Regions from separate parts of the Mus musculus genome. Here all the other regions are linked to region 2. A link is a loop called in an ENCODE intact Hi-C map of the cell type or tissue named here. Cell type or tissue: heart. All regions are shown on one strand. Region 1 holds the start of Pgam1 (phosphoglycerate mutase 1). Region 2 holds the start of Mms19 (MMS19 cytosolic iron-sulfur assembly component). Region 3 holds the start of Exosc1 (exosome component 1). Region 4 holds the start of Marveld1 (MARVEL (membrane-associating) domain containing 1).

Region 1 (8,000 bases), 67 kb before region 2:
AAGAAAGAAAGAAAGAAAAGAAAGAGAGTGAGAGAGAGAGAAAGAAAGTAAGAGAAAAAGAAAGAAAGAAAGGAAGGAAGAAAGAAAGAAAGAAAGAAAGAAAGAAAGAAAGAAAGAAAGACAGACAGACGGGGGGGGGGGGGAAGGCGTTAATACGCATAAAGCACAAAAGCACTAACTCTGTTTAGTCTGTAGTAGGTACTTGACCATCTCATGTTAAAACTTTTCTTGGCTCTCTGTCGAAAGTACAGAAAGTGGCTCAGTTCTGTTGTCAATTGTTTAAATGTGGATTTTGCTCTCCACTAAAAGGACAGGAATTCATGACACTATCTTAGTATCTTAGTAATAGGCCACTGTCTGGCTAATGTTTAATGCTCATGAAGAAGTTTAATGGAAATAAACTAAGAGTCCACAGCCTGGGCAGGAGAAATTGGTCCTAACAAGTGGATACTAAAATTGGGGTAAGGAGAGACAGACATTCCTTTTTGTAATGTTGTAAGGGCCTAACGTTTGCTTCTCAGAAGGACATGAGCCTGTACACCTACACAGGAGCTTCCACACACTCTCAGCTACAGAATCAACATTTAGTAGAAGAAAAGGGATATAGAGCTGTTCTCTTGGGGCTGGCGACATGAGATGGCTCAGCAGGTAACTAACTGCTCTTCTGAAGGTCCTGAGTTCAAATCCCAGAATCACATGGTGGCTCTCAACCACCCATAATGAGATCTGATGCCCTCCTCTGGCATGTCTGAAGACATCTACAGTGGCCTTATGTATAAATACATATTTATTATTTATTATTATATAATATGTAGTTATAAATGCATATGTATATATTTATTATTGTACTATTATTTTTATAATAATAAATAATAAATTTATGGGCCAGAGCAAGCAGGGCCGACTGGAGCGAGCTGGGCCTACCAGGACGAACAGAGGTCCTAAAAAATTCAATTCCCAACAACCACAGGAAAGCTCACAACCATTTGTACAGCTACATAAAAATAAATAATAAATCTTAAAAAAAAAAAAAAAAAAAAAAAGCTGTGCTCTAACTGGCGTGATGAACCACGCCTTTAATCTAGCACTTCGGTGGCAGAGACAGGAAATCTCTGAGTTCTAGGCCTGGTCTACAGAACTTGTTCCAGGACAGTCAGGGTTACGCAGAGAGACTGTCTCAAAAAAAAAAAAAAAAAAAAAAAAAAAAAAAAAAAAAGCAACAAACTAGAAACAAAAAACAACAAAACAACCCAAAAGAACAATGTTCTGTTGAAGGGAAATAGCAACAACCCACGTTTAGGTTTATAGAGTATTTTACAAGTGAGGCTGAGACGTCTTATGACTTGTCCGAAGTACAAGTTAAAAGGAAAAGGGTGTATATTGGAATTGCGCAGGGATGGGACTGTGGCCTGGCAGGGCTGAAGAACTGGTCAGAGGATAGTTGATCATCCCTAAAGAGGAAGCGCGGCGTGTCCAGTCGGCGCCTGGAGCTCAAGCTCGCAACCAGCACCCTCCGCGCTCCTTGCTTACGTGCGCTCCGTGACTGCCGGGTAGCACGCGGGTACCGCTACGTACAACGCATGCGCACTGCCGCCGCGGTGCACTACACCCCCCCCTTAGCAGGCCGCAGAACTTGCCTGAGGCGCATGCGCACACGGGGCGGGCGGCGGTCTGTCGAGCGAGTGGAAAGATTTCGGGGAGAAAGTGCGCGGAAGCGGGGCGGGAGACTGTAAGTGCGCAGGCGCGACCGGGGCGGGGGGCGGGCTGCGAAGAGAATCTCGGCGATCCTCAGTTGCTGCTGCATCCTCTGCCCGTCGCCATGGCTGCCTACAAGCTGGTGCTGATCCGGCATGGCGAGAGCGCCTGGAACCTGGAGAACCGCTTCAGCGGCTGGTACGACGCCGACCTGAGCCCGGCGGGCCACGAGGAGGCGAAGCGCGGCGGGCAGGCGTTGCGAGGTACGAGCGGGACGAGCGCTGTGTGGCGTACTGGGCCAGCACCGGCCTAGGGGTCGCCTGAGCCCCCGGGCCCTCTCGAGAGGCGGGCACTTCGGTCGGCCTCTGCAGTTGAATTTTCATCTGGGGAGGTGAACGCAGGGTGGGGAACCCGCTTGTCAAGGTCACCCCGTTAAGTCTGAGAGTCTGTGCCAGAAAGAGGGCACAGCCGCCGCTAGGCTAAAATCTGTTCTTCCGGTCCGAGCAGCCCCACCTGTGGCGCCCAGGACCCTTTAGGGTACCACGAGGGCCTAGGGCGCCTGGCGGACGATTCCCCGTGACATCAGTGGCTGTACCGGAGTATACTTGAGGCGCCTGCCCATCATGGCGAAGCGGCAGGTCACGGGCTCGCCCTGGGTAGTGGGGGGGTGTTAGGTGGGGATGTCTAATGGCCTTTGAGACAACCTGGAAACCGCGTGCTTCGGAGAGCTTTGTAGCACAGCAGCAAACCACAAAACCGAATCCAGGAATGTGAGTGGGTGATTTCAGTTGATGCTCTCTCCAGCCCTATGAAGCAGGCAGATCTAATTTCCCTCCTTTTTACCTCTCTCCGTCCTCTTGTTATAGTTTAGAAAAGTGACTGGAAAGATTTGTCCAAGGTCATACAAAACTTAGTTCTAATCCAGTGTCCTTGCCCCATTTCTGGGTGGAGTAACAAGTAAGTGTGAGGAACTGGCGGGCCCTTGGCCAAGGACAGAGGCAGAGCAAAGGGTGAAAGCGTCCAGGAGATAAGCTCGCCTTTGCCTATCCATGCTGGGTGCCCCGCACCACCCACAGTTCTCTGTGATTTTGGAATGCTAATAAGAAAGCAAGGCCTCCCCGCTCCCTGTAGTGAAGAGGCACTTCTCTTGGTGATTAGGGCACATCCTAACTTGGACACGGCAGTAGCTGTGTAAAAGGGTTGCTCATGCCTACCTGAAGTGATCTTGTGTCTTGGTTGCCCTCCCTAGCTTCTTGTACACCCTTTTCAGATGAGGGAAGATTTTGAATACGAATTCCTGAGGCAAGGAAACATTGCTTTTTGAGATGCATGGCCTATGTAGGAGAGGCTAGAAAAAAGGAAAGTACTGGTTAAGGAAGCCATTTTCTTGAGCTCTGTGCCATGAAGCACTGTGTAGACCTGTGGTAGTTTGCTTATGCCTAGCTCAGGACAAAGTTAACTGCCTCTGTTCTCTGGGTATAAGATGATTATACGTTGAGCTGGAAAATAACAAGATCCATTTCAACCTTAAATACTATAGCACTAAGTTTTAGAACCTCACACGTTAGGCGCACATGGTGTTGCATGCCTGTAATTTTTCTCAGCACCCAGGCAGCTAAGAAGGGAGGCTATAGAGCATGGGCCAACTTGGACTACACAGCTGGACTGTCTTTATAAAGCTACTGTAAGTTTAGCATCTCCCAGAGATATCACAGATGATTAAAGGATGGAAGATTAAAAGCAAAAACCGACTGAGGGCTCCTGTGGATAATTGAGTAACAGAAAAGACCCAAGGTGCATACCATTCATTCCACCAGTGTTCCTCCTGCAGATTTCAGAAGGAAACTAGAGAGGCCTCCATGCAGCCTCAGGCGGAGGAAGGCCAGGGGTGAGGGGGCGAAGGGGGGGATGAGAGTCCATTGTCCCCCTGGCTGTACTTTGGATTAAATGGGTGTGTCTTTGTGCTTCTGATGCTATGGCATTCTTGCCAGGGTCCTCAGGGGGTACCACTTTGTCCTTGGGGACTATTTGGAAATAATTGCAGTGAGACAGCAGCCTGTAGCATCTCATCACGGGTGCTGAGGCTTGTTCTGTGGGTGACTCAGCCTTTTGTTGGGGAACATCCCTCCTCTCCTGGTTAAGGAGATGGTGAAGGCTGTGATGATGGCTGTCAGTTCTCATCAGCTTGTCCAGAGGCTCGGGGGTGAGATTGTCTTTCCTTGTGGGTGGTAGTGGTTTTCCTGGTATTAATCTTCCCTGTCCCCACTAGCTGGTCTCAGTGGCCTCATTGTCAGTTGACTGACTGGCAGGAAATTTTACTTCTTTTTTTTAATAACTGTTGCTAGTCTCAATATGAAGCAATGCCCAGAAAAGTTTGTGGTTAAACTTGAAGAGGGCCTTGTGTGCTGGTGAACACAGGGGTGTGTCCTGGGATAAGAAAAGGGACAGCTCCTTAATTCAAAAATATAAAGACAAGTCCAACTAGCTAGGCTTGAACTCAAGATTCCCCCAGGCTCCCTCTACTGAGCTGGGATTAAAAACATGCTGCCGAGCCCAGTGCTTGTCTTTATTTGCTTGTCTGCTAAAAATGGGTTGAGAAGATAGTAACATCATAGGATTCTAGTGAAGACGAAATCACAGTGTGGTATGGGAGCATGAGCCCTTTAGAAAGGTTAGCTATGACTTAAAGAGTTCACATGTTTTAAAGATTTATTTATGTATAGGAGTACACTGTAGCTGTCTTCAGACATACCAGAAGAGGGCATCAGATCCCATTACAGATGACTCTGAACCACCATGTGGTTGCTGGGAATTGAACACAGGACCTCTGGCAGAGCAGTCAGTGCTCTTAACTGCCAAGCCATCTCTCCAGCCCCAGAGTTCATAATTTTATGATCCTTTTTCTTTTTCTTTTTTTTTTTCCCCTTTTGCTCCTTCCTGGTGTAGAAGGCTTAAGATTTATTTTATGTATGTGAGCACAATGTCACTCTCTTTAGACACACCAGAAGAGGGCGTCAGATCTCATTCTAGATGGTTGTGAGCCACCATGTGGTTGCTGGGATTTGAACTCAGGACTCTTGGAAGAGCAGTCAGTGCTCTTAACCACTGAGCCACCCCTTCAGCCCTTTATTTATGATCCTTTTTCACTAAAACAAAATTAAACCCATTTTTCTATTGAGTAAGCACAGGTCTGTACACATGTGCATGCCTTGGGGTGCATGTATGGGGGAAGGACAACTTGTGGTCATCACTCCTTCCACTGTGTGGGTTCTGGGGATTGAACATGGTTTCAATCAAAATGTGTTCAGGAGTTAGAGTAAGATGTATAGCCTCAGGTTAGTTGGTTAACACTGCATTATTGGAATTATTGGAGTCAAGAGGAAGTGTGCTATTTGCTGTAATGTAAGTCGACAAAATTTCACTCAAGGGATGCAAGGATAATAAATGCTTTGCCAAAGAGACTTCTGTATAAAATCCTTGGAGCTCATGTTAGCCTTGCTAGCTTCTCACTTGGACTTTTTTCCTTCTTTGAGACAAGGACTCTTTGTAGCCTGGGTTGTCCTGGAACTTGCGGTGGAGGTCAGGTTGACCTTGAACTCACAAAGCCCTGTTGTCTCCCTAGTACCAGGATCACAGGCATGTGCCACAATACCTGGCTCATTTGCACTTCTTAATTTCTAGATGCTGGCTATGAATTTGACATCTGCTTCACCTCTGTGCAGAAGAGAGCAATCCGGACCCTCTGGACAGTCCTGGATGCCATTGACCAGATGTGGTTGCCAGTGGTCAGGACTTGGCGCCTCAATGAGCGACACTATGGCGGTCTGACAGGTCTCAACAAAGCAGAAACTGCTGCTAAGCATGGTGAGGCCCAGGTAAAGATCTGGAGACGATCTTATGATGTCCCACCGCCTCCCATGGAGCCTGATCACCCCTTCTACAGCAACATCAGCAAGGTATGGTTACCGATGCAGGTGCGGTCAATTCATCAGCATTGAGTTAGCATGTGGGCCTCACTCCAAGTTCTTATTTTCCAAGTCTATGTGTATGGGTGTTTTGCCTGTATATATTGCCTGTATATATTGCCTGTATATATGTGCACACATGCTTGCCTAGTGCCTTTGGAGGTCAGAAGAGATCAGATCCTGTGGAGCTAGAGGTGGTTGTGAACCTCTGAGTGCTGAGAGCCAAACCTGGGTCCTGTGGAAGAACAGCAAGTGTTCTCTTTTAACAGCTGAGCATCTCTCCAGCCCTAGGCCTCTTTTGTGTCTACATCTTGTCATTAACCTTATAAAATTACAATAGTAATAAGTAATATAACTCCCATTGCTAAGTAATGACCTTCACTTGTTATAGGATTTAGTTAGAAGTTAGTATTGTATCTGAGAGGGTACCTTCTTTCCACATCTCCACTGCCATTTATAAAGCCATTTCCAGCCTTCCCAAGCTAGCAGCAAACTAAAGTGAATTGGGAAACCTTGTTTGTTTTGTTAAACCTCTTCCCTGGATTCTAAATTATGTGTTTTGGATTGGGAAATGAGGATGCAGAGCAGTGACTACTGATCATCTTGTTCAAGTTCTGAGCTGCATTCTGGACCCTTGAGGGAGATGTTCATTAGTCACGTAATCCCTTAAGATCAGAGCTAGGTAGAATTGATAGACATGAAGTGCAACTTGGAATAACTGGCGACCTTGAAATAAGCCTTTGTTGTTGTTTAGGATCGCAGGTACGCAGACCTTACTGAAGACCAGCTCCCCTCCTGTGAGAGCCTGAAGGACACTATTGCCAGAGCACTGCCCTTCTGGAATGAAGAAATTGTCCCCCAGATCAAAGAGGGGAAAAGGGTCTTGATTGCCGCCCACGGCAACAGCCTTCGGGGCATCGTTAAGCATCTGGAGGGTAAGTGTATCTTCTTCCAGGAGTCCGTAAGGATGATTAAACACAGCTGTTAGCATCAGACTGAGTTTTGTAGCAAGGAAACCTCTGGGGAAAGTATGATAGTGCAGATGGACTTAAAGACAAACTTGTTTCTTCCTTTCTCAATCTACGGTCTGCCAGCAGGATGTGGTGGCTTACACCAGGGAGGCTGAAGCAAGAGAATCACTTAGAGTTCCAGGCCAGCCAGGGTTATATAGTGAGACCTTGATTCTAAGGCAACAGGAAGTGCGTTACAAAATAGTGACAGTGGGCCTTTGACACTCTGCTATATATAGGATGTTCAGTTCAGAACTGTCACATGCTAAGTGACTCTATGCATTAACGTACATGCTTACTTGCTTTAGGAGTGCCGGCTGAAACTGTGATCATAATGATGCAGGTCCTAGAGGCCTTGAGGACCTAGAGGTGCAGGTGGCTAGGCTATAGGATGTTCCAGGAGAACATAGTCCTTTCTGCTTTTCCACATGTACTTTTGTAGGGATTTCTGTAGTGTAACTTTCTGCAGTTTGTTGGTGGCTCATCTTAGAATCTTGTATACTTTAGTCACTCTTTCTAATGTTAAGAGGCTTGAAAGTTGTAATTGGGGGCTGGTCCATGGGGCACTAGATCCACTAAGATCCACTAGATCCACAGAAAGGATGTTTTGTTTGTTCCTACTTAAGTGCTTTGCTATTAGTAGATAAAGAGTAAATCTATAGGGGATGTGGACTCTTTCTTGTGGCTGAAAATGGTGGCTCTTTTAGGTCTCTCAGAAGAGGCCATCATGGAGCTGAACCTGCCCACGGGCATCCCTATCGTCTATGAACTGGACAAGAACTTGAAGCCCATCAAGCCCATGCAGTTCCTGGGAGACGAGGAGACCGTGCGCAAAGCCATGGAAGCTGTGGCTGCTCAGGGCAAGGTGAAGAAGTGAAGGCGAAGAGGCAGACTCCTACCCCGACACCCTCCCTGCCTGTTCCTGCCTCCTGCACCCTCCCCAGCACCTGCCACACTGACTATGTCTTTAGGATTTTAAGTTTAAGTTGTAGCTGCAGATGGGGGCCTGTGGCTCCCGTTTTCATTGTAGTATTTTATCCCCTGCACCCACTCCCTTCATAGAATCTAGTCAGAATAACGCCTCTGGGGGTGCAGGTTCTCGGACCACATCGAGGGACAGCTCCCTGTACCAGGAGAGTTGAGAGATAGTAACTATAGTTTTTCTTAGGTCTTTGTTTACTAAGGGTCTGCTTAGGAAGAATTCAGGGAGGAACTGTGCTGTGGTGTGACCAATGAAAAGCTGCAGTCCAGTTTTGTCCCTGGAACCTGTCCTGCACTCTTCCTGCAGTTAGGTAACTGGGGGCATAGTCATTCCAGTGGAGAGTGGAAG
Region 2 (8,000 bases):
TGGAACTGCAGCCTCTTGAGAATCTGGAGTGGTAGCCCAAGGAAGGGGGGACCAGGGCTGGGGTGCTGTGGGTAGAAGCGCATGAGCAGAATGGAGGGAAATCCCCCAGGAATAGGTTCTAGGCAGGCTCTTAAAAAGGCCATTTCTGGGGATGAGGATGTAGCTCGGTTGGGCAAGCGCCTGTCAGAGGCTCTGAGGTAGGTTTCCAGCACTGTATGGCGCAAGCCTGTAATCCTGGCCCTTGGATCATATAAGTGCAAGCTCATCCGCAGTTAATACAAGCAGTTTTCAGCCAGTCTGCTTACAAGAGGCCCCATCTCAAAATCAAAACAAAACAATAAAAACCTTCCTGATGATGCCACAGTCGTTTCTCTACAGTTACTCTTTACTCCTTAATAATTTTATTTCAGTAATAGTGGTTTCTTTGGGCAATCAAAACCATGGCAAAATAGAATGAACGCTGAACTAAAGGGAAACCCTAGTGATGGGGGTGGGAAAGTAGACCGGTGCTTCTGTTTTTGATTAAGTTACTTCTTTTCCCTGGCCCCAGGCTCAAAATGCTGGGTGCATCTAGGGTAGGCTTTTTTATTTCCTTCAAGCCTTAGAGCTAACTGGGCCTCAAATTCCACAGATTCTACTTGCTTCCTTAATTCTTGTCATACAAACTTTCCTTTTTACATTTTGTGTATGTGGAGGTCAGAGAACAATTTCAGAGAAACTGTTTTCTTCCCATCACGTGTATCCAGAGGACTGAACTCAGGATATCAAGCAATTTTTACTCACTGAGCCACCTCACTGAGCCACCTTGTTGGCCCTGAAGAGTTTTGTGGTGTGTGCACTCAGGCTAGTTCCAGGGGACTCTTGGTAGAAATGGTAGGGTAGGTCAGATGTGGGTACTCATAGACATACCTGTGAAACAAATCTGCTCGTGAGTTCATGAGCGGGTGGGAAATCTATTGGGGTTGGAGATGTTGTCTAGACCAGGAAATAAGGAAATACTGGGGGAACAGCACTAGCTGGGCCTTGACCATACGGTCTAGCTTTGGATTTAGATAAAGCTGGTGGAGGGAACAGGAAGGACAGCGCTTGGGAAACGGAGAACAAAGGCTGGTGCCTAGAACTAAAGGTCCAAGAGGCTAGTGGTGAGAATAAAGGCTGGGACAAGTACTGGCTATCAATGAGAGGCTGCCTGAGAGGCCTTCATTCCTCGGCTTCCAACTCATTTCCTTCCTAGTACTTGCATGTTCGTGGGAGCTGACAACTATTTCCACCAGGAACCACCAGGTGCCAAACAAAGATGGCAGTTCCCTTGTGATCACAAAGGATTCCTTCTGCATTTGTAACTTGTAAGTGAGCTGCTGCTTCCAAGGCTGATGTATGGGTTCAGTACTGCACAGACTGACTGACTCAGGCTGGAGAAAGTGCTCTGGGGATAGTTCAAAACTGTCCGCTTATCATAGTCTAACAACGAAGACTATGATCAGTTAAGACTAAGAATACTAATTTAATCCTTCCTAAATTTCCTTTCATTCTACAACCCTTGCTTAAAGGGCTGAACACCCATTACCTAAAACAAGCCATTCAGACCTTACCGCTGGAGTTCAGGGTTATATATAATCCGGCTCCATCAACCCATTCAACCTTACTGGCTACTATTCCTTTGTACCAACCTTCCTTTTGTTAAGAGGAATAAATTACAATAGGGTTCACTTACACAGGTACTACAGAGTAGATTTTAAACCATACATGCACTGGCTAGTTTTGTGTCAACCTGACACAAGCTAGAGTCATCACTGAGGAAGGAGCATCCGTTGAGGAAATGCCTCCATGAGATCCAGCTGTAAAGCATTTTCTCAATTAGTGATCAATGAGGGAGGACCCATCCCATTCTGGGTGGTACCATCCCTGAGCTAGTGGTCCTGGCTCCCGTAAGAAAGCAGGCTGAGCAAGCCACAGGGAACAAACCAGTAAGCAGCACCCTCCATGGCCTCTGCATCAGCTCTTGCTTCCAGGTTTGAGTTCCTGTCCTGAATTCCTCCAATGATTGACTGTGATCTCCGAGTACAAGCCAAATAAACCCTTTCCTCCCCAACTTGCTTTCTGGTCATGGAGTTTAGTCATAGCAATAGAAACACTAAAACAAGATGATAGTTCAGGCTCCCTTTTTTGACATAACAAAAAAAGGTATTTTATGAAAAAATAAGAAGGCAGTTATTTAAGCTGTCTTTTAAAGATGTGTTATGCATCCATAAAATCCAAAATTATTATTCCCAGAGTGCACAAATGTGGAAGAACAATTACAGATAACATTAATATAGTAACATCTATCTTGGTATGGGGGTGGGTTTAAGTATATCTAAGCTTCTGTGAAAACAACGGTCCTGATATATAGTTCACCGGATCTAAAGTTTACCCCCCAAACAAACCAAAAGCAAACACTAGTCAATGAGGAGCTCGATAAAGAAGTTAGAGATTAATGTATTGATCTCTGCAGTTTAAATGGGTAGGTTTGTGACAATTCAAATTAAAGAAAAAAATGTTAGTGATAGGCTCTAAGTAGTGAGTCTATGATCTTTAAAAAAAAATTTAAGTTGGGCAGGGGTAGTGCATGCCCGTCATCCCAGCATTTGGGAGGGGGATTTAGATCTTTGAGTCCAAGACCAGCCTGGTCTACAGAGTTTCAGGATAGCCAGGGCAACACAGAGAGAGCCTGTCTCAAAAGACAATACACAAACAGATAAATAACTAAAAATTAAAATTCTTTAGATTTTGTTAAATGCTGTGAAATCTCCATAGTAAAATCTGGGGGGAAATGGCATTGATAATAACCCATAACAGACTATACTTGATTAAGTTGTAAAATGTTATAAGCTTAAGTGCAAGTACCAGGGGCTTTATTTTCTTTCTGAGATTGGGGCTCACACTGTAGCTGAGGCTGGCCTAGAACTCACTAGCAAACTTGCCACCCCCCTGCCAAATCCTGGAACTAAAGGAATGCACTACCAAGCCCAGCCAATAGCAGGCATTTTTGCCCCTTGATGCTCTGGAACCATATATTTACCTCTTACAACACAGTTCTTTCTCTCACTAATTATAATAGTTTGATGGCCATAGATAGTATCTTATTTGTATTTCTGTCCTCAATTCTTTTCATGCTGGGTAAAAAATACGTGCTCAGAAATAATAGAATGGCAGAGAATGTGGACTATTGCTAAGGACCAACATATATTTCTAGCAGTTCATTTCTCACATATTCTAAAAATTAATCTGTTCAATTTGCTAAAGAAACTTCTTCACCCATAAACTTCCAAACATAATTTTTAAAAACCCGCATCTATATCCATTTTTTATTCTATTTCTTAAACCCGACACTGAAGGCCTAACATTCAACATTCAGAAAGAATTCTAAAGAGGCACCCTGGATTTGTTCAAATCCTGGATAAACTCGGAACTGAGAGATTCCTGAAATTGGAACTCTGGGAAGAAGGATAAAAAAATGGGACATTAAAAAGTTATAAATCTAATTTATCAAAAAGCCTATTTGGGGCTGGAGAGATAGCTCAACAATTAAGAGGACAGACTGCTCTTGAAGAGGTCCTGAGTTTAATTCCCAGCAACCATATGATGGCTCACAATCATCTATAATGGGATCCGATGTCCTCTCCTGGTGTGTCTGACAGCGTACTCACATACTATATATATATATATATTCTTTTTTTTAAAGCCTACTAAGACACATAAGTGAATCTTTAAAGACACTAGTCATCTACACGCCCACCGACCTAGAGCCAGACTGGCTCCTCCCCTCCTCCATCCAATTACAACCACTCAAACAGCTGGAGCGCACGCTACTTCCAGGAAGGCAAGAGGCCGGAGCGTAACCCTTGGAACCCAGACCTTCTCACCTAACACTCCGCAAACAACGCGGTCCTGCGGTGCAAGCACCAGGTTTGGACCAGAACACCCGAGTCCAAGTCCCAGCTCCACTTCCGGACTCGTCTGTGCCTTGCACAAGTCTATTACTCTCGGAGAAATGTAATGATTCTCTATGGACCACAGCGAGATGCGGAATGTAAAGAAAGCTTTAAGGAAGATGCAAGCGACTCTCCAACTTGTTAGGGCAGTAGCGCTCCCAGCGGGGGCAGAGCGGCCAGAGGACCAATCACAATCACCTCTCCCTTCACTCCCTTCCCGCCGCGCGCGGGTGCTGAGGCCGCTCCCTGCGGTCCGGCCCCTGCAGAAGCCTCGCGGCGTTGTTTGCCATACCTGCAGCCACCTGGTCAGCGGGCCCCTCCTGTTGACCCATGACGAAGTCTTGCACGAGGCCACACAGGGCGCCCATAGGCGCCACTGCCTCCTCCAGACCGGTGGCGGCAGCCATGACGCTAGCCAGAGATTGTGGGAGGGGGAAGTGGGTGTGGCTACGAGATGTGTCTCTCCGCGCACGCGCCTCCATGGCCAATAGTTGGGCGCAGACTTCAGGGGCGGGGCACCTCCAGGTCACGTGCCTGCCGGCTCTGGGCCAGGCAGTCCCTTCAGGGACCTAACGGCCCCTCCCCAGAGGGCGGGGCCTGGGCCGGGGCGCGGCTCCGGGAGGGGAAGTGACTGCCGGGCACGCAGCCGGGGCGGTTGAGGGCGCATAATTCCCGGCCGCTCTCCCCGGGAGACGGGCGACAGGGCGGGCACCTGGCTGGGTGGGGCCGAGGGGCGGTACGCATCCTGGGAAAAGCCAATGAGAAAACCAGACCCGGCCCGAGGGGCGGTGCCGTCGGTCACATGCGCACCTGGGGCGGCTGGCGACCGTGGCGCGGCCACCCCAAGCGGGAGGAAGGGAGCGGGGCCGGGCCGGGGCGGGGTTAGGCAGGTGAGTGACAGGCTCCGGGGGGCCGGCCCCAGCTGGGAGCTCGGAGTGATCCTGGAGTAGCTGCGGCGGTGTCCGCCCCCTCCCTCCGCCCCTCCAGCCGGGCTGGTCTCTGGCCGGGCACTGTCGCGGGCCCCCCTGGCCTGGCCACCTCCCTCTCCGCTGGCCCGCAAAGTTTGTGGCGAAGCCGGCGTCGGGCAGAGCGCTCCCCAGGGGAGATCCAGGAGCTCTCGATGTCGGGCTGCGGGAGTCGTTGACCCGGGGACGCCGCGGTTCGGGGCAGCAGCGTGGAGCAGCCGGCCGACCGCCGCCTCTGGTGCATGGGGGACCGGCTGAGAAGCCAGCATGGGCAACTGCGTGGGGAGACAGCGCCGGGAGAGGCCGGCTGCTCCGGGACACCCCCGCAAGCGAGCAGGTAACGCCAGGAAAGGCAGCGGGGTCCCGGCGCGCTGCCAGTTGGCCCTTGCCTTGCCCGAACCTTGGGGTTCCCGAGCGACCTCGCTCGGCGCCGGGCGCTTGGGTTCCCCCACGGCTTCTCGGAGCCAGACGGGGCCCTCCCCGGCGCGGGCTGTCTGGGAAGCGAGTTGGGGTAACTGCGAGCGCTGACCCGGCCGGGAGGCCAACTCGCTCCCACCGGGAAGCTGGGGATGGGGGCGGGGGCAGGAAATGTTTCCAGACCGCGACGAGGCTGGCGGAGGGGGCCAAGCGAGTGCGCCGCGGATCTGGCAGCCCCGGCCAGGGTCGGCCGGCGGCCGGCCGGGGCGCGGCGTGGGCAGCCTGCGTCCCCAGAAGTCGGAGCGATCGAGGCGAACACAGTCGCTCATTCCAGCGAGTCACTGTGTCATTATCGGGCTGCAGGTCGTTGTCTGCGGGAATCCGACTTGTAAAAAGCAGTGCAGGACCATGGAAAATAGAAATCTTTATTTCCTCCCACCTCTCCACACGGCTTTTTGGAGCCTCGGTGGCTGTCTGGGAGTCTAGGAAAGGTGGGGTGCGGGGTGAGCGTCGCCTTCGTGTTTGTTAGGAGCGTTCTCAGCTCTTGGAATGGGATCCCTCTCAGCCATGAGAATGGGATCTGCTCTCTGGCAATCTTCGAAGCTCCAGTAGCGCGGTCTCACTTTCTTGGTACACCAGCCCTGTCCTGGCGCTTCGTTTGAGGGTCATTTCCCTGTCTTGTACTCTCTTCTCTGGGGGTGTTGCAAAGAACTTATGCAAATGATAAACTGTGGCGCGCAAAAAGACCTTCAACACTGGACTGAATTTCCAGATCTACCTCTCTTTTATGTAAAAACACAGATCCAGAGAGGTTGGGCAGCTTCCCCTAAGTCACACAGTGAGTTAGAAGTGCAACTGAGGTTGGAATCCGGTCTCTTCCCCCTTGTTACCACATACCCCTTTATGTAAGAGGAGCCACAGGCGCAGTTGTTAATGAAGTGGAAACTCTAGTTGGAGTTTCCTGTCTGCTTTGACACTGAAGGTGTGTTGTTTTGCTTGTGTAAACTGGGAAGGAAGATGGGGAGAAGCACAGGGGAAGCTGGGAAGGATGTGTGTGTGTGTGTGCTGGACAGGATGACTTGTGCAAGCAGAAACGTTTTTATGGGAGGATGGAGTAAAACTTACAAATTCCTTTTGAAAGCAACCCTGGCCTTTCTTCTGACCAAGGACTTTTGTTCGTTCATTCATTCATTCATTTATATCATTCATACATTTGATCAAGCAGAAAGCAAATAATTTTGATTTCTTGTATGCTCCATCCTTGATCTTGCCTCGTGTTTTTATGGTTGACTACCCTTTCCTACCTCAGTCTCCGAACTGCTTTCTATCTCTGCTATCCTTATCCTGGTTTCCTTTCTCTATCATTATTTTTTTCCAGTTTTGAGGGTCAGGAGTTTACAGAAGCATTCTGCCATTGAATTGCATCTCTATCCTCCGATTTTCCTTTTCAATTTCTCTTGCCCACCCTCACCTGTTATACACCAGTGGCTCAGTCTGACAATCTGGGTTTCCTCATGACACTCCCTCCCAGAGATAGCTTACTTAGTTGCACAACTCTTTGTCCATCAGGAAGACCCCTGTCTCTTAGTTACCAGCTTGATTCCCAGACCCCCATGTCTAGGCAGACATCAGTACTGTGGATATCCTGGGGCTCAACCCATCCACAACAGGTTCTGCACATCTCTACCCGCTGTCCTGTACTCTGCTGACTTGTCCTCAGCTTTCTGTCAGCTCGTCACAGGAGCCTGCTAGTTCTTCCATCAGAGTCATTGTGTCTTACAGACATGCCCTTTCCCAAACCATCTCAAGCCCGGCTATTCCCCCAGGCTGCAGTGAGCTCCAGGGAGGGCAAGCTCACCATCAGTCATTCATCTCATACCTGCATACACTCCATCTAGAAGCCACTGTGTGTCCAGACTGCAGTTATTTTTGTTCAGTACCTTCTACCTCTACAAGGCCTTTAACTTTCAAGACTGGGCAAGTCTGGCCTGGTCCTTTTAGAACCCGATTGCTTCCTCTTCCTTGACATTAAGGCCAGTAATGTTTTCATACCTTTTCCACTTTAGGAGAGTCTTTCTTCAGATTACACCTCAAACCCCAAATGCATCCATCCATCCTATTTGCCTTCATTTCTTTTCTTTTGAGACAGGACATTTGCAATATAATGAAAACAGACTGGCCTAGAACTCCCTATGTACCTAGTATAGCCATGTACCCTAGCTTGGCCTTGAACTCTCTCCAGCCTCGAGTGCTGGGATTATAGGAGTCTACCACCACATCCTACCTTTTGTTTGTTTGTTTGCTTGTTTGTTTATTTGGTTTTTTTGAGACAGGGTTTCTCTGTATAGCCCTGGCTGTCCTGGAACTCACTTTGTAGACCAGGCTGGCCTCAAACTCAGAAATCCGCCTGCTTCTACCTCCTGAGTGCTGGGATTAAAGGCGTGCACCACCACACCCGGCTAATTTTTTTTTTTAAATCAGCACACAAGATGGGTTTAGTTTTTGACATTTTCATATATCTACATCACATACTCTGCTCATACCCATATCCCCTTGAAGCAGCCTGCTCAGCAGGCCCCCATCCCCAGCAGAAAGGTGGCTTCTGAGAACTCCTGCAGACACTTAGCAGTGCCATGGTGCCACT
Region 3 (8,000 bases), 47 kb before region 2:
CATCGAGCACTATAGGATGAAACTTTTTCAAGGAAAAAGAGAAAGAACACCCTTTTTCCAGACATGAGCAGAAACAGCCTCGTGGGAATTATGAATTCTTTTTTTTTTTTAATATTGATTCTTTTATTTATTATTATATCTAAGTACACTGTAGCTGTCTTCAGACACATCAGAAGAGGGCATCAGATCTCATTACAGATGGTTGTGAGCCACCATGTGGTTGCTGGGATTTGAACTCAGGACCTTCAGAAGAGCAGTCAGTGCTCTTACCCGCTGAGCCATCTCTCCAGCCCGGAATTATGAATTCTTGATGCTAGGCTGGGATCTTAACTCACTGCATAGGAAATGGTGATGCTGAACTATCTACCTTGATCCTGGAAGTCTTCAGATCAACAGAGTACAGTGAAACTTCTTCAAACAAAATAAACAGAGCAAGCCTTTCTCACCTTTTAGAAATTCATTATTATTATTAGTAGTAGTAGTAGTAGTGTGTGTTGGGTGCACTGAGTGCAGGCTCATGTCCCACAGCAGAAGTGCAGAAGTGTGGAGGTCTGTTCGGTTTACTTTCTGTTACTGTGATAAATACACAGACCAAAAGTAACTTGGGAAGACTCCTAACATTACAGTCCATTATCAGGGAAAGCCAAGAAACGTAAAGGCAAAACCTTAGGGTCAGGAAGAGAAGCAGAGGCCATGGAGAAGTGCTGCTTACTGGCTCTCCTTGGCTTACCCAGCTAGCTTTCTTATACAATCCAAGATCATTAACCTAGTGGTGGCACTGCCCACAATGGCCTGGGCCATCCCATATCAAATGTCAATCAAGAAAATGTCCCATAGACAGGCCAAGCTGACAGAGGCCAATCCTCAACTGAGGCTCCCTCTTTCCAGGTTAACTCTAGTATGTGGCAAGTTGATCAGACCAGACACCATTGTTGAGTTGGTTTTCTCCTGGATTCATATTTACATGGGTCAGCAGGCTTGCATGGAAAGTGACTGACCAGATAAGCCACCTTACTGACTGACCCATGCTCTCCCCCACCCCTCCCCTTTTCCCCTTTGTTTAAGACAGGGTCTTACTATGTAGCCCCCCCCCCCCCCCCCCCGTATCAGCACTAGCCATGTACACCAGGTCGGCCTTGAACCACAGAGATACGCCCGCTTCTGCCTCTTGAGTGGTGGCATTAAAGGCACATGCTGCCCAGTCTGTCTTCTCTCTTTGGGACACAGATCTACCACGCAGCCCGGCTCCCCTTTGAGATCCCCCACCTCTCAAGCACCATCTGAGGAGTGTGCACCTATGCCTGCAAAACTTTCTGTGATGTCATTTCCTGGGGCTGGACAGATGGCTCAGCAGTTACAGAGCACTGGCTGCCCTGGTAGAGGGTCTGGATTCAATTCCTAGCAGGCACACGAGGGCCTATAGTCATCTGCGCCTTCAGTCCCAGGGGGTGCCACACCCTTCCCTAGGCTTTGTGGCACCAGGCATGCATATGACGCAGACAAGGTGACTATTCACACGCGATAAAACAAAACAAAATAAAGAATCATTTGCTAGACCCAAGGGTGTACTTCAGAGGAGTCCATCACTTTCCCACACCCCCCAAACAAAAGTCCTATGCCAGCCAATATGGCAGTCACTAACCACGATTTGCTACTGATTACTTAAAATGTGAAGAGCGTTGGGACTGTGGGGTACAGGGTCTCACTCTGTAGCCTATTCTGGTCTTGAACTACTGTCCAATAACTCTGTTCAGCTTCCAGATACTGAGACCACAGATAGGATGAATCGTATCTATATTGTAGCCTGGCTAAAAATAAAATTTTCATTTTTCTTTTCTTTTGAGACAGGGTTTCTCTAGGAAGCCCTGGCTGTTCTGAAACCACTCAGTAGACCAGGCTGGCCTCACGTATCTACCTGCCTCTGCCTTCTAAGTACTGGGATTAAAGGCCTGAGTCAACACATCCAAATAAACTTCAACAGCCCTATATAGCCAGGCGACTACTGAATTCAGCAGCCGACCATGGCAGCTATAGCACAGTGACTAGGACCCGCTCACCTTACAGGTGACGACAGCTCCCACATCTGGAAGCAACTGGGACTCTGTTTCTCTCATCACTGACACCACGGGAACCTGTGGAGAAAATAGAAAGGTCAGTGTAGTGGCTAAGTAAGCCTTGGTTTGAGAAAGCAGCCTGTAGATTAGTTTTTAGCCTATAGCAGAGGACATCAGTCATTTTAGGAAATAGAGGATCAGAAGCCATTAGAATTAGGTGGCCAGGTTTAATATAGCCTTTCTGATTAGTTGTAAATTACTGAAGATTCTCTTGGAATTTCCTGGTACAAATCCTTTTGCTTATAATTATGAATATCCTGACTCTTCCAAGCTATACTTTTTTTTTTTTTTTTTACACTTCATAAGTCAGATCTTGCAATTAAATGCTACAGAATGGCAACTCTTGTTTTAGTCCAATGGCAGCTGGCAAGTACCATCTTACCTCTCTTGCTTGGTGCGGTTTCCTCACCTTACTAAGTCCCTCCCATGTCAGTGTCCGTCTAACCCATTCTCTACAGGAGGATCACATTCTTTGCTCTCCTCCACCTCTACTTATATTCAGATGACTAAATCCTGTCACTGTCTAGAATGCACAGAGCCTGTTACATGTTCTTATTGTACCGCACAATTCTTTTGTACATTTGCTCATGATTTCTGTCCGCCTCCTCAGTAAGAAAAGCTGTGTATTGGGCTCGTGACTCTATCCCCAGTAGCAAATAAGGGCAGCCCTGAGCAGGTCACATTGAAAGTGCTCAAGAGACATCGATGCAGTGACTAAACACACAGGCTGAGGCTGACTTTATCTCCAGAACCAACAGACTGGAATCTGTTTTTACAAATAAGCTCAACACAAAGAGAGATGTTTAGGTCTAGCCAGTTCCTAAAGAGTTTTTATTTTTTCGGGAGATTGGATCTGTGGTCCCAGGGTCAGCATACTACGTAAGCTCTGTACTGATGAGCCACAAGTCTAAGGTTTTAGTTTTTATTTATTTTTTATCGTCTTACATGTATCAACGATTGCTTTTATCTGTGCCTGTTAGAAGCTGGGGATACGCTGGTGTACCACCAATCGTGGCTCCACTTAAATGTCTAGTTGGGCAAGAATCTAGTGATCAAGAGTAACATTTAAATAAGTGCCCTGGAGGGAGATTCTTGGGCATATCGATCCTTCTGCCACCAAACCCACTTTTTTTTAGTCAGAAGGTCCAGAAGGGCTTCTCTGGGAAAAAAAAAAAACAACTAAAAAAACCGATTAAATAAAGGGGTTGAGCAGGAGTGTGTTCCAGATAGACGACACGTGAATTGCACAGGCTTCGCGACAAGAGCGAGCTTAGTGCACTAAGACACTGGAAATCGCCAGCATTACTACATTGATGTCAGTGACGTGGGACACATGAAAGCGGAGGGGTAGTCGAGATGTACCACGTGAGGAAGCTCTCGGCTGGCTGGGCTACTCTTACATTTGCGTGCTTTTCCCTCCACTTCCTTCTGTGTGCATCCACAGAACTTAAGTCAGATTAACCTAACGGGTGTGCGGCCGGTGTGCTTCAGCACAGCGCAGAGATCACAGCCGGGAGACCAAAGCGTTCTGCGGCTGAGCCACCAAAGACGCGTCCGCCCGCTCTGCCTGTGCCCAAGGACCGGAACTCAACGGCACCCGGAGAGGGAACGCGCGCTGGGTAGCCGCTTCCTTTACCGCGCCATTCTCGCTGGTCTTCATCAGGCAGCCAGCCAGCGACGAAAAGATGTAGCCATGCCGGGTGTAGGTGCCGCTGCCGGGGCTGCCTTCCTCCAAGTTACACAGACGTTCGCCTGCAGAAGACAAGCTGCCTCAGCCACGGGCTCCCAGAAGCTGGTTGCCACACAGCCTGGAACTGCGTGCGGAGACCGCTCACTTACCGGGGATGCAGTACCTCACCGGTGGTGCCATGCTTGCCACCATCCACAACCCGGATGAGAACCAAGACGACTTCTCATTGGTCAGCTAGAGGAGCGGCCTCGCAGTTACACGAGTACCAATTGGCGCCTTCGACCGCACGGGGTGTAAGAGCGAGGTCTGACTCCATTTCCCAGGCTGCCCCGGGACAGATCTCTGGGCGTGCCTTTGCGGGCTCCGGGCCTCGCGCCTGCGCAGCTGGGTGGTGATGGGCGGGCGGCGGGTCCCGGTCCGCTGGCTAGCGCTGTGGGCTGAGGGCCATGGTGGGTCAGCCTTAGCTCGGCCCGGCCTGGGTCCTGAGCTGGAAGGGGAGGCAGTGGGTGGCGGACAGGGAGACTGGGCCTAATCTGGCTGATTGAGAAGCTGGCAGGAGGCAGGTAAGAGTAAAGGCGCGGTTCTTGCTTCCCATCCGAGTCCCGGTGTCCAGGCCTTTAAGTTAAGTTCCTGATCTCTCTACGACCTGCCCTGCGTGGATGCGTCCTCCTAGGTCCGAACGCATTTTCAGCCCCAACTCGCCCATTTCATGAGTTTGAAGACTCAGATCCAGGTTTGCTTTGTACAACAAAGTGTCGAAGTTGGTTCGAGACAGCCCAAGCTTAAGCCGATTTTTTTTTTTTTTTTGGACCTGAGCCCATCATAGATGGACCCTGCTGCACCTGGAGACACAACCTTTTTCTAGTTTTGTAGAACGACAGTTTCTTCTCTTGCAGGCAGATACTCTATAGAGTGTGAGCTCCTTAACTATGAATGAGCAGCTTGACGTTAGCATAGCATTCCTTTTGCTTTTTTTTCCCTTTTAGCATGTTAGCCGGGAAAGAAGCCTTCATTAATAGAATATTGTGCTTTATTGATATCTGACATCAGCTTGAGGTGGCAAAGGTTCCGGGAGCAGCAGCTTTTTCCGGATGAAATTTGCCATGACTTTGATCTCACTTTCATCTATTGGCTCTGGAGTTTATTGCTCTCTCCCCTTCCCTCCCTGTCAGCCAGGCTTCTTTGAGATACAGATGGTGATTTAGGGGAGTGCTCTTGCCTGCTAATCTCTAATCTGGTGGCAGATGGCCACTGTGGCCTGTGGGTCCTACTGAGAGGTGGCAGTACTTGGAGTGTGGAGAAATTATGCTGGCTTTATTCCTCCTCCGTGCATTCAGGTCATTCGTGCCTTCCCGCCACATTTAGATGTAAATACGACTTTGCTTTTTCTCTGTTTCCTGAGGGAAAACTTTTTCACTTGTGGCCCATTTAATACGTCTTTTTCTAGCCTCGTCATTATCCTGATATCCCATTAGGCTGAGGGGAGAGGGTCCTGGTCTCACTCTGTTCACTCAGAGTTGATAGGCACCACAAGCTTTCCATTTTACGGGTTTGATTTCCGGTTTGATTTGTCCTCTAGGTTATTGATCTCTAGAGCTATGATTCTAATACTGGTTTTATTTCTTTGTTAATCAGAAAGGATGAGCGCAGCAAATACTTGGGTGTTATCACATTGGTGAGAGTGTCTTTGCTGGCTCCTGTACAGCTGCCAGCCTTTCCTGTTCTGCATCTCTCCAGGTCATTCATTCAACAAGTATTTATTGAATACTTCTACAAGCCAGGTATTAAGATGTTTATAAGCATTTGATTTAAACCTTGGGCATATGTGTGTATATGTATGTATGTATGTACACGCATACATTTGTATGTATAAGAATTTAAGGTTTAGAGAAGAAGGTTCCAGGACTACTTATGGAAAGATTTGAACCCTAAATAGGGTATACATAGATGAGAATTGGTCAATCGAGCCTTAAAGTAGGCATTTCACACAGAACTCAAGGATGGAGAAGGTGATTGACAGTCGGATTCTTTATAAAGATACATTCTCGTGTATCTCATGCTGGTCTCAGACTGGCTGTGAAGCCAAGGATCATTTTTATCTAATCCGCTTGTCTCCAGATGTACACACATGCCCAGTTTTGAGGATCTTTATTTATTTTTTTTTAGGTGGGATAACACACTATGTTTTAGATAGAACTGATTGTCCTGGAAACTCACTCTGTAGACCAGGCTGGCCTCTGCCTCTGAATGCTGATATTAAAGGCGTGTGCCTCAATCTTTCTTTTTTTTTTTTTTTTTCTAAGATTTATTTATTATTATATGTAAGTACACTGTAGCTGTCTTCAGACACACCAGAAGAGGGAGTCAGATCTTGTTACGGATGGTTGTGAGCCACCATGTGGTTGCTGGGATTTGAACTCTGGACCTTCGGAAGAGCAGTCGGGTGCTCTTACCCACTGAGCCATCTCACCAGCCCCTCAATCTTTCTTTTCAACAGTTCCTTTTAATTCTTTCAGCTTCATAGGAAGTGATGGGAAAGGCCGGTCTCTTACCCTGTGAAGTGGCTATTGGTCTTTTCCCCATTACGCTTCAGTTTTCTTGCAGGCTTTTTTTTTTTTTTTTTTGCATCTTTTTATCTCACCTTGGGGTTTCCAAGATTGTGGAAGGAGATCATTAATGATTTTTGCAAAACTTTTTAAAGTGGGGTTGAGCCAGGGTGCAAGGAGAGTACTTTACTCCAGTTACTGAACTGAAACCCATCTCCACAGCAGAGTAGCTGCATCCAGTTTCTGCTGGGTCATGAGCTGCCTGTTAAATAAGTCAGTGAGGTTGCTGAAGGCAAAGCAGTATTCCTTATCCATCCATCATTAAAACAGATTATTTTTACGAAGCTAATGAGACTATCATGGAAAGTCTGTTGGTGTCTCTGTGTCCACAGTTGTATTCATTGCCTGGGCAGTCAGTGTCTGGGAATTTTGGGGCCAAGACTATCAACCACAGAAATGCTACTTAAACAGAGAAGACCTGGAAAAGCTCCCAAGAGGGCAGGTCCCTCCCACTACTGTCTCATACTCTGAATACTTGAAGTTAACTTGGTTGCTATATCCCAAGGATAAGACTGGGAGTGAAATTGGAGACAAAGTATCTTATGTCATGCAAGTGGTGGTTGACTGTTCTTATAGCTCACAGCCATCTGAAAGTTTCAAGGGATCCTCTGGCTATGGCACTAGGCACAAGCATGGTACTGTTGCAGCAAGTTTGATCACATTGTGAATCCCAAGATTATGTTATTTATTTACTGAAAAACTGTCTAGTTGTGGTGTGGCTCAGATTTTTTTTTTTTTTTAAATATTTATTTATTTATTATATGTAAGTACACTGTAGTTGTCTTCAGATACACCAGAAGAGGGAATCAGATCTCATTACGGGTGGTTGTGAGCCACCATGTGGTTGCTGGGATTTGAACTTCGGACCTTCGGAAGAGCAGTCGGGTGCTCTTACCCACTGAGCCATCTCACCAGCCCCGGTGTGGCTCAGATTTAGCACACACTTTTAATCCCTCTGGCTGGAATACAGACACTTGCTTAGTTCACACCTTTAATCCCAAACAATGAAGGTAAAGTTAGTTTGTAGAAGGAAGCACCCATGTTTGAAAGTGATGTCTAACTGAGTGGCAGACAAAGTGATGAATCAGAGAAAGATTTTGACAGGATAGGATATGCCTAAGTCTCATGAGAAGAGAGAGGAAAGGAAAGATGTGTAAGAGAGCAGTGCAGAGAGAGGAAAGAGGCAGTTTTATTGAGACAGTTTTACAGAGACAGGTTGCAGAGAGAGAACAAGCCAGAGAATGAGAAGGAGCCAGAAGATTAGAACATACTGCCAAAGTTAGTATGAAGCCACGCATAGTAATTTAGGAGAAGCTGAGAGTGTTTTGAGGCAGAACAGCTGAGATGAACCAGAATCAGCGATAAGTCTCAGGCTGAAAACCTTCTAGGCCGAGATTAGATTGTATGGAGGCTAGGAGCTTCTAGGACTGGGCCTAGGTTAGCAGATGGAGGGGAGACAACAACTAATTCAGGCCAATAAAAGATACTTTTAATATGGTCCACTTACATGCAGTTGTAAAGAAATACATGGAGAGCGACAGGGGAAGAGATACCCGATACTCATGTCTGGCCTCCACATGTGTCCTTCAC
Region 4 (8,000 bases), 160 kb after region 2:
AAGGACATACCTCCTACACATCTCAAAACAGCACCACCAACTGGGGACCGAATATTCAAATACCTGAGACATTTATCACTCAAACTGCCACACTGAGATTCCCTTTAGTAATACTTTTCTAAAAAAAAAAAAAAAGTCATGATTTTATTCCATATGATATAAAACAACATGGATAGATTCGATACATTATTGATACATTATGGTTTCGTTTTCACTGCAGGACAAGGAAAAAGTGAACTCAGTTGGTAAAGTGGTTTCCACACAAGCATGAGGACCTGAGTTCGAATCTCCAGAATTCACGAAAACAAACAAACAACAAAAACAAATAAACAACAACAAAACCATGATAGTGTACACCTGCTATCCCAGAGCTGGAGATGCAGAGATAAGAGCATCCCTGGGGTAGCTGAACAGCCAGTCTAGACAAATTGGCAAGCTTCAGGTTCTGTGAGAGCTCAAAAATACACCTCAAACAATAAGGTGAAGGTTGGAGCGATTGCTAAATGAGTAAGAGCACTAGATTCTCTTCCAGAGGACCTAGGCTCAATTCTCAGCACCCACATGGTGGCTCAACACCATCTTTAACTCAACCAGAAGATCTAACCTGCCCTCTTCTGGCCTCTGAGGCCACTAAGCATGTATTTCATATATAGGCACGCATGCAGGCAAAACACTCAGACATACTTTTAAAAAATCAAATAGCAAAAACAACATGGTAAGGTTGAGACAGGGTCTGGGGAGGTGGTTTGGTGATTAAGAGCACTTGCTGCAAAATCAGGAGAATCAGAGTTCAGATCCCAGCACCCTGCTAGGCATGGTGGCACATACCTTCAATACCAGTACTCAGGAAGTTGAGGCAAAAGGATATCTGGGAGTTCAAAACTAGCCTGGGCTACATAGTGAGTTCCAGGGCAGTCAGAGCTATGCTATCTATCTATCTATCTATCTATCTATCTATCTATCTATCTATCTATCTATCTATTTATCTATCTATGCCCTGTCCTGAGAGAGAGAGAGAGAGAGAGAGAGAGAGAGAGAGAATGTGTGAGGCTTAGAGGCTCAGTTGGGGTTTTATTGTTGTGAAGAGACACCATGATCAAGCAATTCTTTTTTTTTATACATTTTAAAAAAGATTTATTTATTTTATTTTATTATATGTGAGTACACTGTAGCTGTCTTCGGACACTCCAGAAGAGGGCGTCAGATCTTGTTACGGATGGTTGTGAGCCACCATGTGCTTGCTGGGATTTGAACTCAGGACCTTTGGAAGAGCAGTTGGTGCTCTTAACTACTGAGCCATCTCACCAGCCTGACCAAGCAATTCTTATAAAGGCGAACATTCAATTGGGGATGGCTTACAGTTTCAGAGGTTCAGTCCATTATCACCATGGTGGGAAGCAAGCACATCCTGCAGGCAGATGTGGTGCTGGAGGAGCTAAGAGCTCCTTGATCCACAAGAAGCCAGCAGGAGACTGTCTTCAGCAAGCAGCCAGGAGAAGGCTCTTTCCACACTGGGCGGAGCTTGGGGATAAAGACTTTAAAGCCCACCCCATAGTGTCACACTTCGTCCAATAAGGCTACTCCTACTCCAACAAAGCCACACCTCCTAATAGCTCCACACCCCATGGACTAAACATTCAATCACATGAGTCTATGGGGGCCAAACATATTTAAAGCACCAAGTTGTTGGGAGGAGGGAGGGAGGAGGGAGAGAGGACTAACATAATAAAGCAAATGTCCACACAAACTCCTGCAGCCCCAGCTCCAGTGTGGGTAGCATCTTCTGGCTTCCAGTCTATCAGAGAAAATGCAAGCCTCGGGTTTAGGAAAGACTGTTTCAGAGGAAGAGAGTACCGGAGAACACCTAATGCCCTCTTCTGGCCTCTCTCTCTATGCCTATACTCACACTTGCACACATACACATGTGTATAGCCCTACCCAGACACACATGTACACATATACACAAAAAACCTTTTGTCCTATTGCTGCGAAGAGCCACCATGATCATGGCAACTTTTTTTTTTATAAAGGAAAGCATTTATTTGGGGGTTGCTTACAGTTTCCAAGGTTTAGTCCGTTATCACAGTGGGAAGCATGGTGGCACAAAGGCAGACAGGATGCTGGAGAGGTAGCTCAGAAGTTCAACATCCAGAGCTGCAGATGGCAGGAAGAAAGAAAGACACTGGGCCTGGCTTGAGCATTTGAAACTTCAAAGCCCATCCCTAGTGAAGTAACATATTTCCTAAACGACCACACATACTCCAACAAGGCCACATGCCTTAAACCTTTCAAGTAGTGCCCTCTACCCCATGACTAAGCATTCACATCAATGAGCCTGTGGGGGGCCATTCTTATTCAAACCACTGCAGACATGATTTTAAAAATAACTTAGAGAGATAGAGGAAGACACTCAGTGTCAACCTCTGGCTTCCACATACACTTGCGTATACACTTATGCAAACATTTAAACATGGAGACACACACACAACTAATGGCCAAATGGTTTATCATTTTCTTCCCTTTTTCTTTTGAGAGAGAGTTTCATGTAGTCCAGGCTACCCTAGAACGTGAAGTCCAGTGGGAGGCTCCATTAACACCCCTGGGGTCTCTTCTTGATGGCAAGACTCAAAAAAAAAAGTCTGGGCCTGGACAGCTGGAAAAGGAATTTGAATAGCAGTCTTATCCCACCGCCTGCCCACTCCATGGGATGTTAGCTAACCAGACCACAAGGTCCCCAGGTGCTCACTGTTGCCCCTGATGTCTTGCCATCAAGAAGAGACCCCAGGGGTGTTCTGACTCCCTCTTCTGGAGTGTCTGAAGACAGCTACAGTGTACTTACATATAATAAATAAATAAAATAAAAAATATATAATTGACACAGGGCTAGAGAAATGGATCAGTAGGGAGTCAGATCTTATTACCGGTGGTTGTGAGCCACCATGTGGTTGCTGGGATTTGAACTTCGGACCTTCGGAAAAGCAATCAGGTGCTCTTACCCACTGAGCCATCTCACCAGCCCCCAGGCCCAGACTTTTGTCCCTAGCTCCTGCTCCTATCCAGAGTTCAGGCTGCTTGTGGCCTGGGGACCCTGTGAGGGACTGGATTAACAAATCACTTAAGCCGGGCGTGGTGGCGCACGCCTTTAATCCCAGCACTCGGGAGGCAGAGGCAGGTGGATTTCTGAGTTCAAGGGCAGCCTGGTCTACAAAGTGAGTTCCAGGACAGCCAGGGCTACCTGTCTTGAAAAAACAACAACAACAACAAAACAACAACAGCAGCAACAACAACAACAATCAAGTCACTTAACTGCAAAACTCTCCTCCTCTATGGAGAAACGAATTGCCTTATCCCCAGGTTGCAGGCTGCGTACACACAAAGAGGGGTCATATATGTGCCATGGTCTTATATTCTGGGTATACCCAGGGGAGACTCCAGCAAGCTCAGAGCCCCCTGGGGATAGCCCCACCCAAAGTTTGTCTTCAGTTTCCTCTTGTCTGAGTACTACCCACCCTCTATGACACTTGTGACTGAAAATTCCCCAGTCGTCCTGTCAAAACTCCCTCCTCTTTTGTGGTTTGCTTATAACCTTCCTTTCCTTGACCTCTTTTGTCCCTTAGCAACCAGTGAGTGCCAACACTTGAGAACAGGAATAAACTCTCTTCCGCCGGGCAGTGGTGACGCACACCTTGAATCCCAGCACTTGGGAGGCAGAGTCAGGCGGATTTCTGAGTTCGAGGCCAGCCTGTTCTACAGAGTGAGTTCCAGGGCTACACAGAGAAACCCTATCTCAAAAAAAAAAAAAAAAAAAAAAAAAAAGTCCTCTTCCTTCTGACATTCTGTGTTTGTATCTGGAAGGTGCTTAGATTTATTGAGTAGGACAGAATCAAAGCTTTTCTCTAAAACTGTATACTTACACTTTTCCAGAGAGTCTGTTCCGCCTCCTTTTAGAATGTTTTCAAGATTCCAGAAGCTAAAAATATCGTCCCAAAGCTTTTGAAAGAACTCTTCCATGTAAGGAGCCCAGTGGAGACGCTTGAAGCTGAAAGTTCATGTCCACCAGGTGGCGCCCTAACCCACACATCTCCTGCTGCCTTTTTTTTTTTTTTTTTTTTTTTTTAAGATGGAAGAATTCTTTCCTTCCTCCTAATGTTAATAGGCTCCCTGCTCCCTTCAGCGGTCCAGCATCCAGATTCAACTGCTAGATGCACTTTAGAGTCTCAGCCATAGGCAAGGGCACTAAGCACATCGTTCCAGGGGCTGCTAAGTTAGGATCAGAACATACAGGTCTGGATTTTCCAGTGGGACACAGACTCTGCGTCACTTTTCTGGGTCCCTGCCAGTGTAGCTGTAAACAGAACATGAGAAATATATAAAAGTGCTAGGATTGTGGATGAGAAGTCATCTTCATCTGTGCCCTAGCAGCTCCTGAAACAAGGTCAACTGCTTCAACGCTCTGAACCCACTCTTGGTCCCTATTGGTGGGTCAGAGCTCAGAACACCATCACCAGGAGCAGTAAATACAACTTCTTCCACGGGGTCTAGCACAATAAACATCCCCTTCCCCAAACCACACATATCTTACATCCCTGGCCTCTAAAATGGTGCTCAGTGTTTAATAAGCTCTCATTGTCTGCTTGCTGCATGAAATTATTTTACAGATGAAGTAATCAGGCACAGAGGGCTGGGAAACCCCTCCTCCGTGCCCGACGATGGAGTGAGCAATGGAGTGAAGAACTCACTCTTGTTCTCAAGTGTTGGCACTTGCTGGTTGCTAAGGGACAGAACTCAAGTAAGAAAGGCTATGCTGTCTTGTGTGGGTATGCTACACACCACAATTTAAGCATTTATAATATGCATCTGGAGCTTTCTTGAGTAGTATGTACTGGGGTGGCAGTGACAGGCCAAAGTTTTTTTCTTCAAAGGGGAACCAGGCTGCAGGGAAGGGCACCTACTGTTCCAGGCCAAGGGGATGGGACTCTGAAGTGTATGATCAGCTGTGGTTTGATGCAGGCATTGTCCTGTAGGCAAATGTGGCTTGCTTAGTGTCTTAGTTAGGGTTTTATGGCTGTGAAGAGATACCCTTACCACTAAAACTCTTGTTACAGTGTCATGGCAAGAAGCATGGTGGCATGCAGGCATACATGGTGCTGGAGAAGGAGCTGAGAATTCTACATCTTGATCCGCAGGCAGCAGAAAGAGACTGTGTTCCACAGTGTTCCAGCTTGAGCACATGAGACCTTAAAGCCCACAGCCACAGTGAAACAGGTCCTCTAGCAAGGCCACACTGATTCCAACAAGGCTACACCTCTTAACGGTGCCAATCCTTATGGGCTAAGCAGTGAGTTTATGTGGGATGTATCTATTCAAATCACCACACTTAGGTCCAGTACTATTCCTGCAGCCAATTGGCAAGCAACTCCATTTGTATGTACTGAGGGGCTCCTACATGCCAGGCTCAGGCAAAGATGGATAAGCCAGAATAGACCAGTTTTTGATGTAGTAGACTCAGAACTAGGGATGATTCAAATGGAGGCCCAGACAAACAAATAATTGTCAATGTGGGGAGCTCAACCTTAAACCAGTAAGTGCTTAAACTGGGTATGTCTGCTGGTGAGGGAGTGTCTGGAAAATAAAGAGCATTCTGAGTTCATGTGGGAAACTTGCAGTTCATAAGTGACAGAGTTTGGACATGAGTTGGGGAAGGAAGTGGAAAAAACCCAAGAAACTGGAAGTTGGTTGGGGACAGATTATGTAATGTGCCACATTGACAGGACACAGCTCCATACTGGGTTGGGAACAGCCAGGTCAGTTGTGTAACATTGCTGAAGCACAAAGGTTGGCTCTTTGGTGGGGTGGAGAGCAGAGAAGCCATCTCTGGCTTCCTGGTCTGAAACCCTTCAGTCTTCAGGAAAAATGAAAACAACTATTGCTCTCCTGTCTTGGGTCGCGGGAAGCTTACATAGAGAGGGCCCTGTAATGTCAATGAACCTTGGCATCGTTGGGATCCTTGCCATCTAGGTCAATAGTTAAGCATACGGGACATGCCATCTCTGAGACCTAGGCCTGTCCTGACCATGTTAGGTGACATGTTTTTAATCTAAGCAAGACGCAAAGATGGCCAGGAAGGAATGGTCGAAGTGTTTGGCGTTGCTATGCTCTGTGCGCTGTGGGTAAGGCAGCTGGGCCTCCAGTGAGTGATAGTTTTCTTACACTGACCAAGAGACCTTCATGGCAAGACAGTCTGAGACCAGCTTTGGACAGGCGAGTTTGTGGTGGGCAAGTGAAGGGTACTGAGGATGTCCCAGTGAGAACAACTGTCAGTTCAGACCTCCTGCTTACTCAGGCTTGATGGGACGCCTCGATGGGAGAGAATTATGTCTCCAGTCTCCTGTGACTGGAGAGAATCAAGAGGGTCCAGCCACAGGCTGGGCAGAGGCTGTTGTAGCTTTCTTCTCGAAGACCTAAGATCGGCCAGGCCTGCGAGGCAGGAAGGGCTGGGGTGGCTCCAGATGTGGCAAACTTGGCCCAGCAGCCTGGGCAAAAGGCCTGTCATGGGCCAGGGGGGTGCGGGCATTCAGCCCTGGCTGCAGAAGGAAGGAATGGGAGCGGAGGAGAAAGGGGGGGTAGCCAGGGTGGAGGGCGCGACGGCAGGAAGCTGGGAGGCGCGAGGAGGGGTGGAGACCAACGAAGGGGACGGCCAAAGAGCGAGTAGGAGGGCTGGAGAGAGGGAGAAAAAGGAGAGAAGGGAGGAAGGGTGCCGATGAGAAGCAGCGCTGAGGACTTGAAGTAGAGGGAGGAGGGCAGGCCTCGGAGCAGCGGGAGCAGCGGGAGCAGCGGGAGCAGCGGGAGCAGCGGGAGCAGCGGGAGCAGCGGGAGCAGCGGGCCCGGGCTCGGGCCGCCCCCGCGAGCAAGGCGCCGCCATTCCGCTGCTCGGGGCGCCGCCGCCGCCGCCGCCGCGTCCGGGGGCCATGCTCCCGCCGCCCCCGCGCCAGCCGCCGCCCCAGGCGCGCACGGCCCGCGGCTCCCTGCGCCTGCAGCGGGCTTTCCTGCGCGGCCCGCTGGGCGTGCTGCGGCTGCTGCAGCTGCTGGCCGGAGCCGCCTTCTGGATCACCATTGCCACCAGCAAGTACCAGGGCCCGGTGCACTTCGCGCTCTTCGTGTCCGTGCTCTTCTGGCTGCTCACCCTGGGGCTCTACTTCATCACGCTGTTGGGCAAGCAGGAGCTGGTGCCCGTGCTGGGCTCGCGCTGGCTCGTGGTCAACGTGGCGCACGACCTGCTGGCGGCTGCTCTCTACGGGGCGGCGACGGGCATCATGATCGACCAGACGCAGCGCCACAGCTACTGCAACCTCAAGAACTACCGGCTGCCCTGCGCCTACCATGCCTTCCTGGCGGCCTCTGTCTGCGGCGGCCTCTGCCTCGGCCTCTACCTACTCTCGGCACTCTACGGCTGCTGCCGTCGCTACCAGGGCAAGGAGGAGGTGGTGTGAGGCCACCCGCTCCACCGCGGCCCAGATCGGTTTAGGGAATCCCTCCCGAACCCTTCCTGCCGCCGCCTAGTGCCGGTGTGCCCCTGCACCCTCTCCCTGCCTGCGTTTCCACTGCCCGCGCCCTGGATCCCCGACGTTCAGTTCTAGTCTGACTGCTGTACCGCAGCTCAGCCCAGATATCAGCTTCCAGGGACCCACGCAGCCATCCGAGGCGCCGACGCACACACCCAGTTGGGCCGCTTCAGGCGAAGCCTGGAAGTCCCTTTCCTCATTCCCTGTCGAGAGCTAGACGTGGACAGGCGCCGCCGCGTAGATCCGGGGGAGGCTCCCAAATTGGAACCAGTCTTTGGACTGCGCCATTGCCCCCTCCCTCCTGCCCTGCAGTCGGAAGAGCATCCCTTCCCTGCCCCCTCTTCCAGCCTAGGGAGGTGTAGAATGCAGTCAGGCAGCTGCAAGAGGAGCTGGGGACAGGCTTTAGCTAGTGCTAGGATGGATGATGGATGACGTCTT

The links. Hi-C counts contacts between places; a loop is a spot of excess contacts. Peaks named below come from ENCODE experiments on the same cell type or tissue, not always from the same donor. Only the 100,000 strongest peaks of a DNase experiment are listed, where the experiment ranks them.
Region 1: it touches region 2 in a loop (2.0-fold over the local background); 2 of 42 quality-filtered maps call a loop at or near these places.
Region 3: a loop joins it to region 2, with 1.9 times the contacts of the local background. A loop is called at or near these places in 6 of 42 quality-filtered maps.
Region 4: it touches region 2 in a loop (2.2-fold over the local background); 2 of 42 quality-filtered maps call a loop at or near these places.

The regions. Positions count from the first base shown.
Region 1 is chr19:41,910,229-41,918,228 of GRCm38, forward strand. It overlaps Pgam1 (phosphoglycerate mutase 1), which reads left to right and starts at 1,643. Exons shown (of 4, transcript NM_023418.2): 1 at 1,643-1,958; 2 at 5,377-5,651; 3 at 6,415-6,595; 4 at 7,378-8,000. The coding sequence starts at 1,820. The coding sequence ends at 7,547. In heart, CTCF peaks have their summits at 4,482 (motif pointing right) and 4,682 (motif pointing right); DNase peaks (open chromatin) are centred at 1,633, 2,323 and 2,673; H3K4me3 peaks cover 4,083 bases; H3K27ac peaks cover 3,036 bases.
Region 2 is chr19:41,976,733-41,984,732 of GRCm38, forward strand. It overlaps Mms19 (MMS19 cytosolic iron-sulfur assembly component), which reads right to left and starts at 4,404. Exons shown (of 31, transcript NM_028152.3): 1 at 4,267-4,404. The coding sequence starts at 4,381. Ubtd1 (ubiquitin domain containing 1) reads left to right here and starts at 5,031. Exons shown (of 3, transcript NM_145500.3): 1 at 5,031-5,276. The coding sequence starts at 5,207. In heart, a CTCF peak has its summit at 4,156; DNase peaks (open chromatin) are centred at 3,869, 4,619 and 6,109; H3K4me3 peaks cover 3,193 bases; H3K27ac peaks cover 2,702 bases.
Region 3 is chr19:41,929,299-41,937,298 of GRCm38, forward strand. It overlaps Exosc1 (exosome component 1), which reads right to left and starts at 4,016. Exons shown (of 8, transcript NM_025644.4): 1 at 3,954-4,016; 2 at 3,751-3,866; 3 at 2,058-2,132. The coding sequence starts at 3,984. Zdhhc16 (zinc finger, DHHC domain containing 16) reads left to right here and starts at 4,147. Exons shown (of 11, transcript NM_023740.3): 1 at 4,147-4,367; 2 at 5,440-5,585. In heart, a CTCF peak has its summit at 4,091; a DNase peak (open chromatin) is centred at 4,113; H3K4me3 peaks cover 2,725 bases; H3K27ac peaks cover 1,284 bases.
Region 4 is chr19:42,140,681-42,148,680 of GRCm38, forward strand. It overlaps Marveld1 (MARVEL (membrane-associating) domain containing 1), which reads left to right and starts at 6,709. Exons shown (of 2, transcript NM_183195.2): 1 at 6,709-8,000. The coding sequence starts at 6,969. The coding sequence ends at 7,490. In heart, CTCF peaks have their summits at 4,044 (motif pointing right), 7,340 and 7,620; DNase peaks (open chromatin) are centred at 4,061, 5,811, 6,671, 7,841 and 2 weaker places; H3K4me3 peaks cover 1,782 bases; H3K27ac peaks cover 2,178 bases.